Linked DNA regions of Homo sapiens: region 2 is linked to region 1. The links are chromatin loops, found by intact Hi-C in ENCODE. Cell type or tissue: heart left ventricle. All regions are shown on one strand.

Region 1 (2,500 bases):
ACACACGCCTTTTGCATTTATCCCGGGGTCCTCCAGAGGGACAAGGAAGGGGCTGATTCAGTGACCCCTGAGCCCCGCCTCTCAGTCCCCAGACTTCAGGCAGCCTGGGAAGCCTCCGACCTACATTCAGATGCCTAGGGGTTCTGGGAGGGGCGCTCAAAGCTCAGAGGCCTGAATTCAGCACCCTGCTCAGGCTCTTTGAGAACCGCTGACTTGAAGTGGGCCTGCTCGCTTTGCTAAACAAATATGGGTAACTCTGGTCTTCCAAAAAGAGCTCACAATTCTGTCCTCCCTGGAAGCTACAATTCAATCATCCTCTTCCAAACGTCCAAATCCCAGCTTCAGTGAGGCTATCTCACACAGCAACCTGCCTGGGAGTGACCTGCATGCAAAACTTCAAGAGTTTGAGGGAAACTTGAGGGAAACTTGCAGAAACCAGCTTGCCAAGGAAAAACGCTCCCAGTGCGTTCAATGAAAAAGCAGGCGACCCAGCTAAATGAGTAAACTGACCCAATCGGGGGGATGAAAGGGAACGTATATCTATGCAATGACAATAAATCGTGGAAAGACATATTAAAATACAAAAGCCATTTCTAGACGCAAAATCATGGATGTGTTTTATTTGCTTCTTTGTGTTTTCTGGTATTTTTACAAAACTGCACTGCAGAATGTTTGGAATCAGATGAAAAGTTCATTTCTGAGAAGCCTCCTTCTTTTCTCTTTTAAATTTTCTTCTTTTGCATTCCATTTTGGCCAGCTCGCTTGAACTCTGCGTTCAAACGCCTTTCTCTCCCAAGCAAAAGCTCCAGGAGGAATCTTCTGGAGCAAAGTTAGAACCGCAGGGAAGCTTGAAAAGAGGAAACAGACCAGCCTGGCCGGTGGAGGTTAAATTAAACTACAGTTCTCTAGCAGGCCTCGGGCTTGGTCAGGAGCTATTGGTAAGACGGCAGAAACGGAGTACAGGCCAATAAACAAATCAAAACAAAAACAAGAAGCAAAGAAAGAAAGAAACATGTTTTAAGAAGAATAAAGTCATTAGGTGGCAAGGGGCCTCTGCAGGACCATCCAGGCCAGGGAGAAAAACACCACCAAGGACCCAAACTTCTTTCACTGGGGAGCTGCAAGCAGGAGGCGCTGGCTCTGAGCAGTGGCTTTGTGCTTCGGGCAGAACCGGCCGCGAGGGCTGCGCCCCACCAGCCGCGCGCCGGGAGGGCGGACGCGCCGGGCACAGCCAGGCGCCGGGGGTGACCGCGGCAGCACCGGCCCGGCGGCTGGAAGCAGACGCGCCGCTCCGCCCGCGCCCGCGCCCGGTGGAGCCACAGCGCCATCAAGTGGCCACTCGGCGAACGGCCGCACGGGGAAGCGGCTCAGGCCCAGGGAAGAGGTCCAGGGTTCCCAGCCGCAACTGTCCCTGGGGAAGGGTCTGGACCTGCCAAGCTGCCACTCCAGGGCCTGAGGCAGGAGCCTGCAGACGGACACCAGCTGTCCAGGCGCACTCCACCACCCAGGGCTGCCCCAGAGGATGTTCGGGAATCCTGTCTCCTCCTTCGGGAGAGAGGTTACTTTTGCAGTCCCAGGCCCATTCTCTTCTCCAGCAACTTGCTCACAGTTTAAAAGGTTTGGTTCTCAGAGAGTGGCGCCAGAGCAAAGGGGGCATCTCGCTGCTCTGGGGCATCCTGCAGGGGATGGCGCAGATCTGGGGTCCATGTCTGTGAGCGGACACCATTGGAACATGTGTCTAGAGAATCTGGGCGGGATCACTGCCCACAGCCCTTCAAGGCCCACAAACCTACAACACATCTCTCCTGGAAACAGCACGTGATCCCATATGCCCCCTGGTCTTTGGGTACAAATTATGGGGTGACTCAAGAAGAGAGCACGTGATATGGTTTGGCTGTTTGTTCCCTCCAAATCTCATACTGAAATGTGATCTCCGGTGTTGGAGGTGGGCCTAGTGGGAGGTGTTCGGATCATGGGGGTGGATTCCTCATGAATGGTTTGGTGCTATCTTCACAGTAACGAGTGAGTTCTCACTAGAACAGTTCATGTGAGCTTGGCATGGTGGCTCACACCTGTAATCCCAGTACTTTGGGAGGCCACGTCAGGTGGATCCCTGGAGGTCAGAAGTTCGAAACCAGCCTGGCCAACATGGTGAAACCCCATCTCTATTAAAAATACAAAAAAATTAGTTGGGCGCGGTGGCACGCACCTGTAGTCCCAGCTACTCGAGAGGCTTGAGGCAGGAGAACTGGTTGAACTTGGGAGATAGAGGTTGCAGTGAGCCAAGACTGTGCCGCTGCACTCTAGCCTGGGTGACAGAGCAAGACTCCATCTCAAAAAAAAAAAAAAAAAAAGAAAGAAAGAAAAGAGTTCATGTGAGATGTGATTGTTTAAAAGGGCCTGGTACCTTCCCCCATCTCTTGCTTTCCCTCTTGCCATGTAACATGCTGGTTCCCGTTTACCTTCTGCCATGATTGGAAGCTTCCTGGGGCCTCACCGG
Region 2 (2,500 bases), 1.8 Mb before region 1:
TGATTATAAATGTCTATCCCTATATTGCAACATTTAATTAGTATGAATACATCCAAGTTTAGGTCTTCTTGCATATTCAATATGGTAAGTATTGTTTCAAAATGCTTTAAAGAAAATGTTTAAAATAGTTTACTATGAATTAAAATATTTAGCAGCCATGAAGGGATAAGATATAAGGACTTAAATTGTTATTTTGTTCTTTAAATAAATACATTGAACTGATTACAATATTTTTATACATTTTGATGTAACAAATTACTTCATGGGATATAACAGGAAACCAAGCTAATTTTCCATCAATTGCACTGTTGAAGATTGTCCTACTGTAATATTTTGATTTTAGGGCATTAGGACTTATTTCTAGCAGAATACGGGAATAGAAGTATTCAGCTCTGACATGATCATTCGTTTCTGTCTCAGGACCTAGGTACATTTTAATAGATGGGATGAGAGAGAAAGGGCTGTTTTGTCTCTCAAGGAATTGCTAAACCAGATGTTGAAAAGGGAGGAGAGATTTTTAAATTTTAGTTGAAAAGCAGTATCCAATGAATTAAAAACTGATACCCAATCAGTAACAATGCCTCCAGCCACATAGCTTTGGGCACTTCTGAGTCCACCTCTGGCCACTTCTTTACTCCTCCATGAAGTGACTTTTCCAGGTCACTTCTTGTTGTATATTTGTGGAGGATTTCTACTAGAAGCGTGCAGATCACCATCTGCTCCACAGATCAAAGGCATCCATCTCCTAAGTTCCCCACTGAAACAAGGGTCAATGTTGGAAAATTTAATTCAGTGAATGCCACTCATAAAAATGAATTGCAGATTTTAATGAACCTTAATTTTCAAAGGAATTTATTCTATGATATTTAGCTAAAAATAAAAATACAATAATATAATGGTATAATTAGTTTTCTTAAATTAGTATATTTTCTGTTTGGTGCCTGATAGAGGGAAAAATGGCATTGTTGTACTTCGAAGACGTTTTTCTTCATTCTGTCTTAGCAGGCAAACTTTTTTTTTTTTAAATAGTATTTACACATAATGAAATGGTTATAAAAAATCTAAGCTTATTTTCAACACGTAAAGAGATGTTTCTGAGTGATGTTTGTGTGTTGTAAATTTAAGCAACCTTTCCTTAACTTTGAAATTTTTCAAACTTTGTATCTTTGAAAGATTTATGTTAAAAGCTGAAAACATCAAAATTAAGAAGCCGAACCCCCAAATTTCTGATTTTTAAGATGGAAAGCCATCTGAACTTTTACAGGATTCCAACAGGGGGCAGTGAAATTCCACAGATGAACTTGATGGCTGTGCTGAAAAATAGATGCCCAGAATGTAAATCTCTGAAGAGAAATATGTCTTAACACAGCTACCTCAGGAAAGGGGGAATTATTGCACTTAATTAAAGTGTATTGACACCATATGTGGCCCCACCTCTCCCACTCCCCTTTTTGGATTCATTAAGAATTAAAAAAAAAATCAGAAACTAGTAAAGGCAATATTCCTATAGAGCCTGTGACTTAACCCTTAATCATTAATCCTACAAAAATTACACTTAAACAAAAAGCTAGTTGGTAAACAGAAACCTTTCAAATTAGACAATTTATGTTCATTATCTCTATAACTCAAAGGAATGTCATTGGACTGTTTTGTAAAAATAGTATTCTCTTAATGACAGTTTGTATTTTCTTATGGAATATTTTCAACAATTTTAAATGACAGCAAAGCTCTAATTATTTTTGCCAGTGAGGTTTACATAAAGATTTGAATTTTTTTAGATCATCTGAAAAAAAATAGAAATAATGTTTGTATGGGTCTCATTCCCCATATTTTTTAAAGTCCTTGCATTTTGAATAAAATACATCCATTAGAGTTAAAAGTGAAACCTTTTTGTTATGACTTGGACACTTATTTAAAAATTAAGCTAAATTTGACTCTTCGGAAAAATGTGGCTAAAAAGTCTGATTTTAAGAAACCTTTTAATACACTGTCTTCTTTATTCTCTGTCACAACTCTTGTGTTCTTTTTGTTTTTTAACTGAGTTTGTACTTTACTTCTTCAAAACACATTTGGAGGCAGAAATATATATTATCATCACATTTGAATTAGTTCTAGAATTAACACCTAAAATCTGAATTTTTTGTATTCTAATGAAATTGGTTTCTTCTGTATGTATTTTAAGATTATAATATTTTATTTAATATATTTTTTATGATTGAAAAATAATAATGATTGTAGAGCATTTAGAAAACACAGATAACCAATATAAACAAAATTTAATGACCCATACTTCTACCAGACTGCTGTCAGAATGGTGATTTTTTTCCCTCCTTTTTTATACCTGTATAAGAATATTTATTTAACATCAATATACATTTATTATAACATACATCTCACATATGTTTGTATATATTTTTATACATATTAATATATATTTCATATATCTGTGTATATACACATATATAATGTCAGATTATACCAGCTACAGAATTTTATAATT

The links. Hi-C counts contacts between places; a loop is a spot of excess contacts. Peaks named below come from ENCODE experiments on the same cell type or tissue, not always from the same donor. Only the 100,000 strongest peaks of a DNase experiment are listed, where the experiment ranks them.
Region 2: a loop joins it to region 1, with 19 times the contacts of the local background. A loop is called at or near these places in 39 of 110 quality-filtered maps.

The regions. Positions count from the first base shown.
Region 1 is chr17:72,539,183-72,541,682 of GRCh38, forward strand. All of the region lies in intron 1 of LINC00673 (long intergenic non-protein coding RNA 673), which reads right to left. Among named protein-coding and RNA genes, the nearest start is that of LINC00673, 52 kb to the right of the region's middle. RefSeq lists a silencer at 1,171-1,420. In heart left ventricle, a CTCF peak has its summit at 1,360 (motif pointing left); a DNase peak (open chromatin) is centred at 1,329; H3K4me3 peaks cover 368 bases; H3K27ac peaks cover 250 bases.
Region 2 is chr17:70,766,027-70,768,526 of GRCh38, forward strand. No RefSeq gene overlaps it. Among named protein-coding and RNA genes, the nearest start is that of CASC17, 430 kb to the right of the region's middle. In heart left ventricle, a CTCF peak has its summit at 1,254 (motif pointing right); no DNase peak of the experiment used is centred here.